2 separate regions of the Homo sapiens genome follow, and region 2 is linked to region 1. A link is a contact called in ENCODE Hi-C or POLR2A ChIA-PET data. All regions are on one chromosome and are shown on one strand. The core of a region is the stretch at or near the end of the contact, and the rest is flanking DNA. Distances in the headings are between cores, read along the strand shown.

Region 1 (7,555 bases), core at 4,789-7,288:
TGCAAGACATTTTTCTGTTTTTTCATCCTCCTCCCAAGGCTGCTAGCCATGGCTCCCACCTGTCACCTGCGCTGAGCTGGGCCTCCCCTGATTTGGCCAGGGTGAGCACAGCTGAGCCTGGATGGGGTGATGTGGGGATGCCATGTGGCTGGGTCCCAGCTGACGGGGTGCAACGGGAACTGTGGTAAAGAGGGCGCCCAGAGCGGGTACTCAAGGTAGCATGGGAGAGGGCTGGCTTCAGATACCATAAATAATACAGGAATCAAAGTTCAGAGAGGCCACGTGGCCTCTTCACTGTGTGCATATCCCAGGGGCTCACTGGGAAGGATACAGCTGGGGACTGTTAAAGGCAAGACCCTTGATCTCCAGGAGCCGCTAGTCCAAAGGTAGAGAGCCGATGCTCTGCTGGGCATGACCATTCCAGAGAAGAGGTACAGAGCTGCAAACTGCTACAACTGGAGGGACCCCCGGGCTGTGCCAGGGTTGGGGACACAGCTTAAAACTTCAAAGTCCAGCCAGGAGGTAAACACATAGCTAGGGCATGTGATAGGGTCTCTGGCAGAAGTCTGGAGTGCAGTGAGGCCTGAGTTAGCATTCAAAAATGGGCCTTGCCTTCCATTCACAGTTGTCCTCAAACATCGCAGGCTGTGGCTCTCGTTAACCTTCTGGAAGCGGGGGATTCCAAGTACCTAGACTCTGAGTTTACATGGCCTCAAGGGTTTTCAAGAAATGATTTCAGGACAAGCTCTGTGAGTATGATTGCATCATCCAGAAATGTACCCAAATACTGATTTAGTATTGTTTTTCCTTTGGTCTGAATTTCAAAACTCGAATTTCCTGCTTTACTTCACTTCACTTCAGGGGAAATCCCAGACATTTAAAACATCAGCTCTTCAGTTAAAATACCACGTAACCCATTCTCTCCCAATCCTCATCTATGTCTCCAGCCCTGAGGTTTTTCTTTGTTGCAATCAGCCTGTGGAACGGTTTGGGGTCTGGCCTTTTCACATAGCATTCCTGCACACACACATTCCAGCAACACACTTATTAAACACACTTACTGTATTTAATGGCCATGCGGGGTTCCATCATGTGCCCTGTCCTAGTTTTCAGCTTGTGTTTCAGCCAGTGACTCTACGGCTTTGGGCAAGCCTAACCTTTTTTGGGTCTCACCTTATCTGTAAAACATGATGATTTGGAAGCTCTAACGTCCTTTCCAAAGCCTTAAAATTTGTGGGGGGTCTATGATTTCCTAGCTGTGGATCCTAAATTGTGACTACACAATAACAATCCCTAGAAGAGAAAGGGACCCAACATCTATTGAGAATTCCCCATGCGGCGGGAAGGCACTGAGCGAGGGATAGGTAGGAAAAGTGACACCTAGGCTTGCCAGCAAAAACACCATCAGAGGCCCCCCTGAGTGATCTCAGACCCCTTTGTTCCCAGTCCGGCCTCTGGACTTTGTCCCATTAGGAAATGGGGGGAGGGGGACACTCTCCCTCCCTCCCTCCCTCCCTCCCTCCCTCCCTCCACAGTGAAGCCACAGCCCTCCAGGTCTTATGACTGCTCTTCTCCTCCATGACAAAGCACTTTTTGAGCCCAAGCCCAGCCTAGCAGAGTGCTGAGTCACGGTGGGACAGCAACTCTCCACCGCAACCCCCACCACCGCCCCCTCCTGCTCCAGGATGTGCTGAACCTCCAGAAACCACCGGCTTGGCTCTTCTCTCATCTGAGGTCCCTCCCGCCACTCCTGGCCCTGGGAGGCGGCTGTCCTGGGAGACCAGCCAAACTCTCTGCTGCCTCCAAGTCACGAGGAGCTGAGCTGGAGGGTGGGGGAGGTAGAACCCTGGTCAACAAAGGTCCCAAGACCAGGCCACAGCTTCGGAAGAATCTAAAGGCTTAGACATTGCAGTTCTGACACCTCAAGTTACCAGAAAGTAGGGAACGGACACAAGCAATCATATAAACAATCATAAACACACACACACACTCACACTCCCCCACCAATAGATTTCCCTTCCATTGTTCCCAGCCAGCCTCCTCCCAATGACCTTCTACAGCACAAGCTGTCCCTCAGTCTTGCTGCGATGTTCACTGCAGCTACATGCATGTTTAGCCAAGCATGGAGCCAACACTGATTCAGGAAACCTACTCCCTGCAGCAGACCGACTTCCCTCCAGTGGGTCCGAGAGCTTCATGCTGGCTTTGTCCCCCTGGACATCCCGGAAGCCTGGAAACTCAGCACATCTAGTCCAAAACCAAGCAGGCCTTCCCCAAGGGCTTTCCCCGAAACCTTCATTTCCTCCTGTGCTCCTTGGCTCAGGGAATGGCAGCAGCAGCCAGGCCTACCAAATCATAAAGCTGAGAGATCTCTTACACACTGCCCACCCCTGGCCCCCGACTTTCGCCAATCAGTCTGTTCATTTGATCTTCTCCAGATCTGTCAAATCTGTGTTCTATCTTCTCTGCTCACTAATAACTAAGGCTGCTGCCTCCTGACTGGTGCCCAGCCCTCTAGCCTCACTCTCATCCATCCTCCACATTCAATCATGAATCCATCTGTTCATGCAACAGATACTGGGCACCAAGTAACAAGCAATTTGCAAAAAGCTGGGAGTGCAGAGACAAGACAGAAACAATGCCTGCCTTCCAGGAGCTTACCATCTACAGCACCAGCGCAGGCAATCAAAAGGGTCTCATAAGGCCAGGTGCGGTGGGTCATGCCTGTAATCCCAGCACTTTGGGAGGCCGAGGCAGGTGGATCACTTGAGGTCAGGAGTTCGAGACCAGCCTGGCCAACATGGTGAAACCCCGTCTCTATTAAAAACACAAAAATCAGCCAGGTGTGGTGGTAGGCACCTGTAGTCCCAGCTACTTGGGAGGCTGTGGCAGGAGGATCTCTTGAACCCGGGAGGTGGAGGTTGCAGTGAGCCGAGATCAAGCCACTGCACTCCAGCCTGGGCAACAAGGGCAAAACTCCATCTCAAAAAAAAAGGTGTGACACATACATAGTACTTCATTAAACATACAAATATATATTATAGTTCCTAATCTTCATCACTTACATGAGCTACAAATATCATCCCAATTTGTCATCTCTGTTTTAACCTTGTTTACAACATCTTTTGTCTTACAGCTTTTCATTTTTAAATAGGCAAACCTGCCAACTGTACTTTTACGGCTTCTGACAGCCTCAGAAGAACATTCCCTACCCCAAAATTATAAAAATAATCTTGTATATATTCTTCTCAAAACTTTATACTTTTTTTAAGGCTTGGATTTTTAATCTATCTGGAATGTATTTTTAAATACTGAGTGAGTCACTTTTCTCCACATGACTGTCAATTGTTTCAACATAATTTGTTAAACCCATTCTTTCTTCCCTAATGTGACACAACAGTTTAGCATATACCAAGTTCTCATAATAGGGGGGCAGGACTATTTTGTTGCATTAATCTAGTCATCTCTTCCTGTGCCAGTACCATACTGCTTATAGCACTTTACTGTACCTTTATTATAGCACCAAATGCAAATCTATCAACACACTGACTCCTCCAAATGAACTTTAGAATCATTTTGTGAAGTTTCAAAAAAAAAAAAAATACTGTCCCAGAGACAGTAATGGCTGAGGAAAAACAAAAACAAAAAACTGCCTCTTATGGAAATTGCAGTGAATTTATGCTTATTTGGGGAAACTGACATCTTTACAGAATGAAGATTGACCGACCATTTGGGAATATGGTACCTCTTCATTTATGCTAGGCTTTTTGAATTTTTTGTCCAGCAGTAAGCATTTATAGTTTTTTCTATATATTTCTTGTTAACTTTATTCCAAGGTACTTTAAGCTTTTGTTGTCAATGTAAGTGAAAAACATTTTTTTTTCCATTCTTTTTTCCCCATATTTTCTAACTGGTGGTTACTGTTATAAAGGAAAGCTTTGGATCCTATATATGGTGACTTTGCTATACTCTTATCCTAAGAGATTCCCAGTGTAAGGTTTCTAAAAACAAAGCTAATGAGGTGTCTCTATGCTGTCTCTAGGATCAAGTTTAACCTCTTTTTATGGAACACAACCCTGCCCGATCTTGCCCCTATTCTCCACCCTAACCAGCATCCCCCAACATAAACTGTACTTTCCAGGCCAACATTCTTTCTTTCTTTCTTTTTTTTTTTTTTTTTTGAGACGGAGTTTTGTTTTGTCTTCCAGGCTGGAGTGCAAAGGCGCGATCTCGGCTCACTGCAACCTCCGCCTCCCAGGTTCAAGCGATTCTCCTGCCTCAGCCTCCAGAATAGCTAGGATTACAGGCGCATGCCACCACGCCCGGCTAATTTTTGTATTTTCAGTAGAGAAGGGTTTAGCCATGTTAGTTAGCCAGGCTGATCTCCAACTCCGACCTCAAGTGATCCGCCCGCCTCGGCCTCCCAAAATGCTGGGATTACAGGCATGAGCCACCGCGCCCAGCCCCAGGCAACATATTTTCTTAAGGCAGCTTTAACAGGCCATGCATTTCCACATTTCCACACCTTTGCATATGCTGTTCACTCTGCTCCAAATTCCCTTCCCTGTTTCTCTCCCGCACTTCACCTTCCTTTTAACTTTTTCTTCAAACTCAGCTCACGTGTCTTGCTTAGGGAGGGCTTCCCCGACCTCCTCCTATCCCAGACTGGGTAAGGTACTCCTGGTCTAGCAGCATCCTTCTGTTTACCTTATTCTTGTAGCTCTAGCACCACTAAAACGTTTTTCCTGTAAATAACATAGGTGCATTTTTAAATGAAACCGTGAACAAGAAATCACCCTAATTCCGTCGGCAATTTATTTTAGTATTTCAGTAGAGTTGCTTTTTTAAACTAAGGTTTGGAAGTCTAGCTTCCAGCTGCAGGTTTGTGAGCATCCTGAAATTCAGTTCTTCCACCGATGCGTCAAAAGACGCGACAGAACAGTGGACCTCGAAGCCAGGACCTAGGTAAGGGCAGGGCCTAGCTCTAGCTCTGCCACCCATAAATTCACATCCACCCTGTGCCTGGGACTCAGCTTAGCCACACACACCGGCCCCACCCCTCCGGGGTCTCTTTCACCTGTCACCCGCCATTAACCCCGTCAGCTTCTCTCCAATGACACCCCAGGGTTGTCCTACAGGGCCACCGAAGCCTGAAGCTCCTGTGAGTGGGGCCGATAAGAGGCCATTTTGAAAAGTCCTCAGCATGGGCTTCGCCTTTAGATCCACGTCGTTTCTCCTTTCTAACCCGAGATGTGTCCCTTGGGTGCGAAGCGACACCAGCGATTCTCTCGGAGGCCCCGGTGGCTCACCCCCACGACTCCCCGGGGAGGCGGTCCCCATCCCTAGGGAAACCCGGCCCGCCCAGCCTTTGTTGCAGAAACCGCACACGGAGCCATATTTGCTTTCAGCCAAAGGCAGACGTGGTCGGAGGAGTCGGAAGGGCAGGGGCGGACCCGAAACCCGCCGTGCGCCCCACTTCTCCATCGCGCTCCTTCCTGGACTCTGAGGAAGAGAAAATGCGCTCGACCACCTAAGGACCGCGTCTCCACCTTCCACCTTCCCAATCATCTGCAGCTTCCCAATCTGCAGCAAGGTGTCACAAGGGCTTCTCCGCAGCTATGATTTCTAACACCATGCCCCGGGCCAGGAGCCTCAGGGTGCCCGTTCGGGAAAATGGGAGCCGAATCAGGATCACCCCATGCGCCCCCGCACCCTTCCCCCGCCGGTTCCAACGCCCGGGCGCCCCTAGACCGGGGGGGGGGTTCTGAGGTGGACTTCCTGCGCCTCCTCGCAGCTTCCCTCCAACTCCACTAAACGGGCACAGAGACGCCACCGCTGTCCCAGAGGCAGTCGGCTACCGGTCCCCGCTCCCGAGCTCCGCCAGAGCGCGCGAGGGCCTCCAGCGGCCGCCCCTCCCCCACAGCAGGGGCGGGGTCCCGCGCCCACCGGAAGGAGCGGGCTCGGGGCGGGCGGCGCTGATTGGCCGGGGCGGGCCTGACGCCGACGCGGCTATAAGAGACCACAAGCGACCCGCAGGGCCAGACGTTCTTCGCCGAGAGTCGTCGGGGTTTCCTGCTTCAACAGTGCTTGGACGGAACCCGGCGCTCGTTCCCCACCCCGGCCGGCCGCCCATAGCCAGCCCTCCGTCACCTCTTCACCGCACCCTCGGACTGCCCCAAGGCCCCCGCCGCCGCTCCAGCGCCGCGCAGCCACCGCCGCCGCCGCCGCCTCTCCTTAGTCGCCGCCATGACGACCGCGTCCACCTCGCAGGTGCGCCAGAACTACCACCAGGACTCAGAGGCCGCCATCAACCGCCAGATCAACCTGGAGCTCTACGCCTCCTACGTTTACCTGTCCATGGTGAGCGCGGGCGGGCCTAAGCGGTGGCGGGGGCCGGGCGCGGTTCCCGGGGCGCGCGCTGGGGCGGGCCGGGGGTGTGGCCACCCGCGGGCTCTCCCGCCTCCCTGCGCCCTTCTGGAAAATGGAGGCTGCTCGAGGTTTCCGAGGACTTCTCTGGCGCAGAAAGTCGGGGCAGCTGGTTCTTCTCGGCTGTACCCTGAGAATGCTCCCTCCTAGGCCAGGGCCGCCTCTGCACACCCTTCTTTTTTAAGGAGACCTTGGTGTCCTGAAATCCTGGGGTTGCAAGACTGCCAGCCTGTGTGATCAATCCTGCGGTTAGGAAGGTGGAGTTTTGCTTTCCCATCTTTTCCTCTGCCTCCGGCATTTGGCCCTAAATGCCAGCGTTTTTTGCTTAGGTATCCAGCTCCCGTCCGCCTGTGTGTGGCGGAGCTGCTGGGTAACGGTGTCGAATAGCAAACCTTGGGGGCTGGCGGGAGGTGGCTTATCTTGTGGGTAGATCCCTCTCGAGCAGCCGTATCCACCTCTCGGCTCTGCTTATCTCTAAGTCCCACTTGCTTTGAAGCATATCTCTAGGAATCGCCCCTTCTGCAGTCACCGAAGTGTCACCTGACCTTGCGCCTAGGGGACCTAATTTATCTTTTATGTATCTTACTGTAAGAGGTGTGGAGTTTGGCCTACTAATTGAACCCCCAGTTCTTGGATAAAGTCCACCGACAGTTACTGGGCAAGAAATTTTTCAGTGATCAGTGGAATCAGTTTTCCCAAATCTTGGTCTTAGGCAGTGTCGTGGGAGTCTTCCTTAGAATTGCCTTGTGATTGTCCAAACTATCCCAAGAATAAATGTGTTCCAAATGGATTTGAAAACAGGCCTGTATTTCTGTGACTGTCACTGCCTTTCACAAACACTTGACTACATCAAATGTCTAAAACTGAAAATCAAATTTTTGTGATATAACTATTATAAAAGTATGTTTACATCAACATACTGTCCACATTTGCCACCTTGCATGGGGGTTTTTAATTTGTGTGTGTGTGTGAGAGACAGAGTCTCGCTCTGTCGCCCAGGCTGGAGTGCAGTGGCGCGATCTCGGCTCACTGCAGCCTCCGCCTCCTGGGTTCAAGTGATTCTCTTACCTCAGGCTCCTGAGTAGCTGGAATTACAGGCGCACGCCACCACGCCCAGCTATTTTTTTTT
Region 2 (7,555 bases), core at 3,292-5,791, 2.0 Mb before region 1:
CGGTATCAGGCACTGGGCCCCACAGGCTTCCCTGGGCATCACGCAGAAAAGCCAAGCAAGACCAGGCTACGGCAGGAGAGTCAGGTCCACCCTCAGCTCTGTCAACATAAATCAGGAAACAACCTGCAGAACAGGAGCTAGGAAGACGTGTGTTCAGACACTCAGGGCCTGAGGCCAACCACAGCCCTCCCCTCTCACCTGACATCTTTGCCCACTGTTCCAGGCACAGGCGTCCTGGCAGCCTCAGCTCCACAGGGGAGACTGAACCTGTGTCTTTTCAGAAATCAACCAAGTCACCCCAGCAAAGAGGATGCAAAGGAGAGGTAAAGCCATGTCTTCCTCGAGGGTGGGACCCGGCAGGTCCGAGTATTCCTTCCAGATGCTGGCAATCAGGACTCCAGCTCAGCGTGCAGTGTTTGGGAACATTGCCCCTGCTGAGGTACTTCCTGCCCCTCACACACCAGGAGAAAGAATCACTGAGGAAGGACTCCTGGGGACAGAGGAATGGCAGATTCCCCAAGTCAAACAGAGGAGGAGAAAGGGAAGCTGGCAGATAGAATGAAGAAAGACAATTAGTCCATAACCATGTATGGAAAGTGTTAGAAGGAAAGGGGCCCTGGAGTTGACATTTAAAAAGCAAGCAGGGGCCGGCGGCGGTGGCTCACGCCTGTAATCCCAGCATTTTGGGAGGCCGAGGCGGGCAGATATTGAGGTTCAAGAGATCGAGACCATCCTGGCCAACATGATGAAACCCCATCTCTACTAAAAATACAAAAATTAGCTGGGCGTGGTAGCACACGCCTGTAGTCCTAGCTACTCGGGAGGCTGAGGCAGGAGAATCACTTGAACCCAGGAGGCGGAGGTTGCAGTGAGCCGAGATCACACCACTGCACTCCAGCCTGGCGACAGAGCGAGACTCTGTCTCAAAAAAAAAAAAAAAAGCAAGCAGCCAGGCGCAGTGGCTGACACCTGTAGTCCCAGCACTTTGAAAGGCTGAGGTAGGAGGATCACTTGAGCCCACGAGTTCAAGATCAGCCTGTCCAACATAGTAAGACCCCATCTCTACAAGAAAATGTTTTAAGAAACTAGCCAGGTATGGCTGGGCGCAGTGGCTCATGCCTGTAATCCCAGCACTTTGGGAGGCCGAGGTGGGCGGATCACGAGGTCAGAAGTTCGAGACCAGCCTGACCAACAGGGTGAAACCCCATCTCTACTTAAAAAAAAAAAAAAAAACCATTAGCCGGGCATGGTGGCGAGCGCCTGTAATCCCAGCTACTCAGGAGGCTGAGAATCACTTGAACCCGGGAGGCGGAGGTTGCAGTGAGTCGAGATTGTTCCACTACACTCCAGCCTGGGCAACAGAGTGAGACTCAGTCTCAAAAAAAAAAAAAAAAAGATGAAACTAGCCAGGCATGGTGGTAGCACATGCCTATAGTCCCAGCTACTGGGGTACAACCTGTGGTGGGAGGATCGCTTGAGCCTGGGAGGTCAAGGCTGCAGTCAAAGTCAAGGCTACAGAGCTGTGATTGCGCCACTGCAGTCTAGCCTCAAAAAAAAAAAAAAAAAAAGCGGGGGCACGGAGCGGTCTCTCACGCCTGTTAATCCCAGCATTTTGGGAGGACGAGGAGGGTGGATCACAAGGTCAAGAGTTTGAGACCTGGCCAACATGGTGAAATACCATCTCTACTAAGAATACAGAAATTAGCCAGGTGTGGTGGCATGTGCCTGTAATCCCAGCTACTCAGGAGGCTGAGGCAGGAGAATTGCTTGAACACCAGAGGCAGAGGTTGCAGTGAACCGAAATCACACCACTGCACTCCAGCCTGGGTGACAGAGCAAGACTCTGTCTTGAAAAAAAAATTAAAAAGGCAAGATTGCCAGGCGCAGTGGCTGTAATCTCAGCACTCTGGGAGGCCAAGGTGGGTGGATCACTTGAGGTCAGGAGGAGTTCGAGACCAGCCTGGCCAACATGGTGAAACCTCGTCTCTACTAAAAATACAAAAAAAAATTAGCCGGGCGTGGTAGTGGGTGCCTGTAATGCCTCAGGAGGCTGAAACAGCAGAATCCCTTGAACCTGAGAGGCGGAGGTTGCAGTGAGCCGAGATCGCATCACTGCACTCCAGCCTGGGCAACAGAGCAGGAGTCAGTCTCAAAAAAAAAAAAAAAAAAAAAAAAAAGCCAAGATTCTGCAAAGTCCCTACCCCCAATTAGGAAGGGCACCAGCACCTAAGAAATGAAGTCCACCAAAAAGGAAGACCAGAGAAGGCTGGCCCCTTAGAGGAAAGGCTTCTAGCTGAAGATCCAGCCCCAGTGGGACACACACACACACACACACACACACACACACACACACACACAGACACATACACGCCCATTGGGCTTTGCACAAACAAGGGAGCTGGAGGGGATGAGCCAGAAAAGCTGCACAATGACAACAGGCTTTGTCTTCCCAGGAAGCCAGGCACCATTTAAAGGTACAGAAGCACACGAGGAGTCCAGCTGAGGCACACAAAACCTACCACAGGGCAGCCAGCCGGGCGCTCTTCTCCACACCTCCACCCAGTGCCAGTGGAGGCATGAGCCCAGGCAGGAGGGAAGGCACAATGAATTTCTGAAGTAAAGTTTAAATAGATTTTATTGTTACAAGGGGGACCCCACCAAGCAGGGTCAGTGACCCCCAAGGAGGTCACCATGGAGACATCAAGAGGTCATGATTGCAGAAGAGGTGACTGGAATTGAATGACATGATCCAGGGGAGGCCGGCCACAAATGCAGTAACATGACCAGGATGGGCCGGTGGGGCTGGTCAGGTCACAGTGTGAGGGACAGAACGGACCCCTTCACTCTGGCCTCCTGTAGGTCTCCAGGTGTGACAGGATCCAGCCCGCTGGCAGGAGGAAGGTCACGAAGCAGGAGGTAAGCCCAACGGCCAATTCCTACACAGAGCACAAGAAAGAAGGCACCTCGGAGTCAGTATTCCCCTAGGCTCTCTAAGTCCTTGCAGTTCCCAGGCAGCAGAAAGCCCCGCTCAGGGAGCCAGGACTCAGAGGCAAGTGGGAGGCCCCGCATCCTCACGTTAAAGGAATCCACGCTCCACGGAGCAGACAGAGCAGGTCCAAAGCTACGCTAACCCTTGAGGTAAAGGGTCAGTTATAAGGAGGGGGAAGAGTGAGAGGAAGGAGAGACAGCTGGGGTTAGGGTTCAGGGAGAAATGCACCACCAGATGGTAAAGGAAGGGACAGGAAGCAGGATTTATTGAAACCTGTTTTAAAGCTGGTCTGGGCCGGGCATGGTGGCTCACACCTGTAATCCCAGCAATTTGGGAGGCCAAGGCGGGCGGATCACAAGGTCAGGAGTTAGAGACCAGCCTGACCAACATGGTGAAACCCCGTCTCTACTAAAAATACAAAAAATTAGCCGGGAGTGGTGGCGGGCGCCTGTGATCCCAGCTACTCGGGAGACTGAGGCAGGAGAATGGCTTGGCTTAAACCTGGGAGGCGGAGGTTGCAGTAAGCCGAGATCGCACCACTGCACTCCAGCCTGGGTGACAGAGCAAGACTCCGTCTCAAAAAAACAAACAACAAACAAAAAAAGCAAAGCCTGTATGTTAAGACCCAGGATCCTTGCATGGGCCAGTAACTCCAAAACGATACCTATCCTTCCTTGCCTGAAAACCCCCTCCCAGGCCGGGCGCAGTGGCTCACGCCTGTAATCCCAGCACTTTGGGAGGTTGAGGCAGGCGGATCACGAGGTCAAGAGATCGAGACCATCCTGGCCAACATGGTGAAACCCCGTCTCTACTAAAAATACAAAATTTAGTTGGGCATGGTGGCACGCGCCTGTAGTCCCAGCTATTCGGGAGGCTGAGGCAGGAGAATCGCTTGAACCCGGGAGTCGGAGGCTGCAGTGAGCCGAGATCGCGCCACTGCACTCCAGCCTGGCGACAGAGCGAGAACCCGTCTCAAAATAAATAAGTAAAATAAAATAAAATAAAATAAATAGCAGTAACAACCATTTTCGTCGCTGACAGCGTCAGGCATCCCCCAGTGAACCAACGAGAAAATGGGCTCAGAGCGGCTAAAGAAGTCGGCAGGAGGCGGCGCAGCGAGGAGGCGACAGGAGAGGGAGGGCCTGACAGGACCAGACCCGAGATCCTGGGGCTGTGGGGAAAGACCTAACGCCGACAGCCCCGACTGTCGCCCGGGCACTGTCCCCGTCGTTCGCGCCCTCCAGACATGCCCAAACCGGCACTGCTGCTCCCCGCTACGCTGCGGGGCGCGAGGCATTCTCAGGACCACCTGAGGTCAGCTAGGCAGAAGGGGTCAGCCCACGGCGCCTCCCGCGCTCTTCCAGGCCCGTTCCTCACCATGATCCCAAGCTTCCCCTCCGGCGGCAACGAATGGATCTTGGCGCGCGGCACTGGGAGCCGCCGGGCCGAGCCTGTCAAGCCCCGCAGCAGCAGCGGCGTCAGGACGGACATGATGGCACGGAGTACACCACAAAAAACGGTCAGCCGTAGCCCAAGGTCAGGAAGCCAAAATGGCTGCGCTGGCCGGAAGTTCTGGAGCTGGGGAAGCAGGGAAACTGCGGCGCGGAAGTCTCTCGGAAATGACGCAAGAACACACCTCCCACAGCCCTTGGCAGTTTTTGGCGCGTTCCTCGAAACAGCCAATTGACACCTTCCTACGCTATGGGCGGAGCACAAAAGGGCTCTTCTTCGAGTTATGTTCCGCCTCCAAGGCTTATACTTGTGAATGACATCTGGGGCCACCCAATCATGTACGCGAGAAGCCTAAACTGTTCTTGACTCCTCCCTTCATTCATACTGTTAAATCTCTCTCTATTCAGGCTGGGCGTGGTGGCTCACGCCCGTAATCTCAGAACTTTTGGGAGGCCGTCTGTACTAAAAAAAAAAAAGTACGGGCTGGGCGCGTTGGCTCACGCCTCTAATCCCAGCACTTTGGGAGGCCGGGGCGGGTAGATCATCTGAGGTCAGGAGTTTGACACCAGTCTTGCCAGCATGGTGAAACCCCATCTCTACGAAAAATACAAAAATTGGCCGGGCGCAGTGGCTCACGCATGTAATCCCAACACTTTGGGAGGCCGGGGCCGGTAGATCATCTGAGGTCAGGAGTTTGAGACCAGTCTTGCCAGCATGGTGAAACCCCATCTCTACGAAAAATACAAAAATTGGCCGGGCGCAGTGGCTCACGCTTGTAATCCCAACATTTTGGGAGGCCGAGGCGGGTGGATCACCTGAGGTCAACAGTTCGAGACCAGACTGGCCAACATGGTGAAACCCCGTCTCTACTAAAAATACAAAAATTAGCTGGGCATGGTGGTGGGCGCCTGTAATTCCAGCTACTCGGGAGGCTGAGTCAGGAGAATTGCTGAACCCAGGAGACGGAAGTTGCAGTGAGCCGAGATTGAGCCATTGCAGTCCAGACTGGGCCACAAGAGCGAAACTCCATCTCAAAAATAAAAAACAACAATAAAAAAAGTTCGAAAGCAGCCTGGCCAACATGGTGAGACTCCATCTCGACTAAGAATACAAAAAATAGCCAGGCATGGTGGTAGATGCCTGTAATCTCAGCTACTAGGGAGGCTGAGGCAGGAGAACTGCTTGAACCCGGTAGGCAGAGGTTGCAGTGAGCTGAGATCACGCCACTGCACTCCAGCCTGGGCGACACAGCAAGACTCCGTCTCAAAAAAAAAAAAAAAAAAAAATCTCTCTATTGAGAGTCCCCTCCTCTCCACCAGGCCTCCGTCGTTTTTGTTGAGAATTCCTGACACTGACCTAGTAACCAAACCTCCCTCAATTACTATTACACTCTTCAATTCCAGTTACCATGCTGGAGCAGCCAACTTCCCTTCCTTCCTACCCTATCACTCTCTCTCCCTCCCCCATCCCTTCCTTCTTGGTTTTTTAAACCTAAATCTGACCAAGTCATATACTTTCAGTGGCTCCCCATTGCTTCCTAGTCAAAATCCCAATTCCCGGATGTCACTGTCCAGCCTCAACTCTCAAAACTCTTCAATATTCCACACCTTCGACCCTGCTCTCTGATTTCCACCAACAAGCCTTTTGTTGCATTCAAAATGCACTCTGCATTTTGTTATTGATGTTGAGACAAGGTCTAGCTCTAAGCCCAGGCTGGAGTGGAGTGTGGTGTGATCTCGGCTCACTGCAGCCTTGCAACCTCCACCTCCCAGACTCAAGCCAACCTCCCACCTCAGCCTCCCAAGTAGCTGGGATTACAGGTGCCCACCACCATGCCTGGCTTTTTTTTTTTTTTTTTTTTTTTGAAATAGAGTCTTGCGCTGTTGCCCAGGCTGGAGTGCAGTGGCACTATCTTGGCTCTCTGCAACCTCCGCCTCCCGGGTTCAAGCAATTCTCCTGCCTCAGCCTCCTGAGTAGCTGGGATTACAGGCATCTGCCACCATGCCCGGCTATTTTTTGTATTTTTAGTAGAGACAAGGTTTCACCATGTTGGCCAGGCTGGTCTCGAACTCCTGACTTCAGGCGATCCACCCACCTTGGCCTCCCAAGGTGCTGGGATTACAGGCATGAGCCACAGCGCCCAGCCTAATTTTTGTAGTGTTTGTAGAGCTGGAGGGGGGTCTTGCTATGTTAGTCAGGCTAGTCTCAAACTCGTGAGCTGAAGCGATCCACCCAGATCAGCCTCCCAAAGTGCTGGGATTACAGGCATTTGTCAGGGCACCTGGCCTTGCCTCTGCACTTTGGGTTTTGTTTTTGAGACATGCATCACCCAGGCTGGAGTGCAGTGGTGCAATATCAGCTCACTGCAACCTCCACCTCCCTGGCTCAAGCGATTCTCCTGCCTCAGCCTCCCAAGCAGCTGGGATTACAGGTGTATGCCACCACACCCGGCTAATTTTTGCATTTTTAATAGCGACAGGGTTTCGCCATGTTGGCCAGGCTGGTCTTGAACTCCTGGCCTCATGTCATCTGCCCGCCTCAGCCTCCCAAAGTGCTGGGATTACAGGCATGAGCCACTGTGCCCGGCGTTGCTTCTGCATTTTATGTTCATTTTTTCAGCTCCTATGCAGGCTGCCTTTTTCACCATGCTAACTCCTGCTTCCTGGCTTCCAGTTAATGATACCACTTACTTTATTCAGTGAATATTTATTAGCCTCTACTGTGTGTTAGGAACTATTGTAGACACCAGTATGAACGAGGTGGATAGAGTTTCTTGTCACAAAGCTGACTTCTGGAGGGAAAAAACAGACAATAAACAGGCACTTAATTAGAAACTATTGTGTAAGTGTCACGGTGAAAATAAAACCATGATGTGCTAGGAAGATATGTGGGGTGGCACTACTCAGGATGCCTTCGCTGGTCACCCCAAGCCTGTGTCTCCTCTGTGCCCAGCAACACCTGTGTCAGCCCTGCCCCACATGGTGGGTCTCCATCAAGACTAGGGGCCACCTGAGGGCAGAGCCTGTGTTGGTTCACCACTGTTTCCAACCAGACACTCAGAATGTTTATAAACTGCAGGAGGCTGAACAGTATTGAACTAGGTAGAAGGCACAT

What was found. A loop is a pair of places that touch in the nucleus more often than their neighbours do. ChIA-PET counts read pairs that join two places held with the same protein, here RNA polymerase II (POLR2A). Pooled maps may share reads with other maps.
Region 2: a loop to region 1 is called in a pooled map, with 5 times the contacts of the local background. The contact joins the promoter of COX8A here to the promoter of FTH1 in region 1. A Hi-C loop is called at or near these places in 1 of 37 single-sample maps with no recorded cell type and 5 of 50 pooled maps. POLR2A ChIA-PET finds 5 or more read pairs at or near these places in 1 of 52 experiments (IMR-90).

Annotation. Positions count from the first base shown.
Region 1 is chr11:61,966,117-61,973,671 of GRCh38, reverse strand. It overlaps FTH1 (ferritin heavy chain 1), which reads left to right and starts at 6,038. Exons shown (of 4, transcript NM_002032.3): 1 at 6,038-6,360. The coding sequence starts at 6,247. It overlaps LOC399900 (a long non-coding RNA gene), which reads right to left and starts at 6,378. Exons shown (of 1, transcript NR_187560.1): 1 at 4,793-6,378. RefSeq lists enhancers at 710-889, 1,553-1,697, 1,501-1,795, 4,932-4,981, 5,102-5,171, cis regulatory regions at 1,620-1,630, 1,550-2,061, 1,307-2,066 and silencers at 5,692-6,041, 6,312-6,511.
Region 2 is chr11:63,971,606-63,979,160 of GRCh38, reverse strand. COX8A (cytochrome c oxidase subunit 8A) reads right to left here and starts at 4,541. Exons shown (of 2, transcript NM_004074.3): 1 at 4,367-4,541; 2 at 2,618-2,936. The coding sequence starts at 4,480. The coding sequence ends at 2,841. RefSeq lists enhancers at 1-536, 1,213-1,890, 4,188-4,627.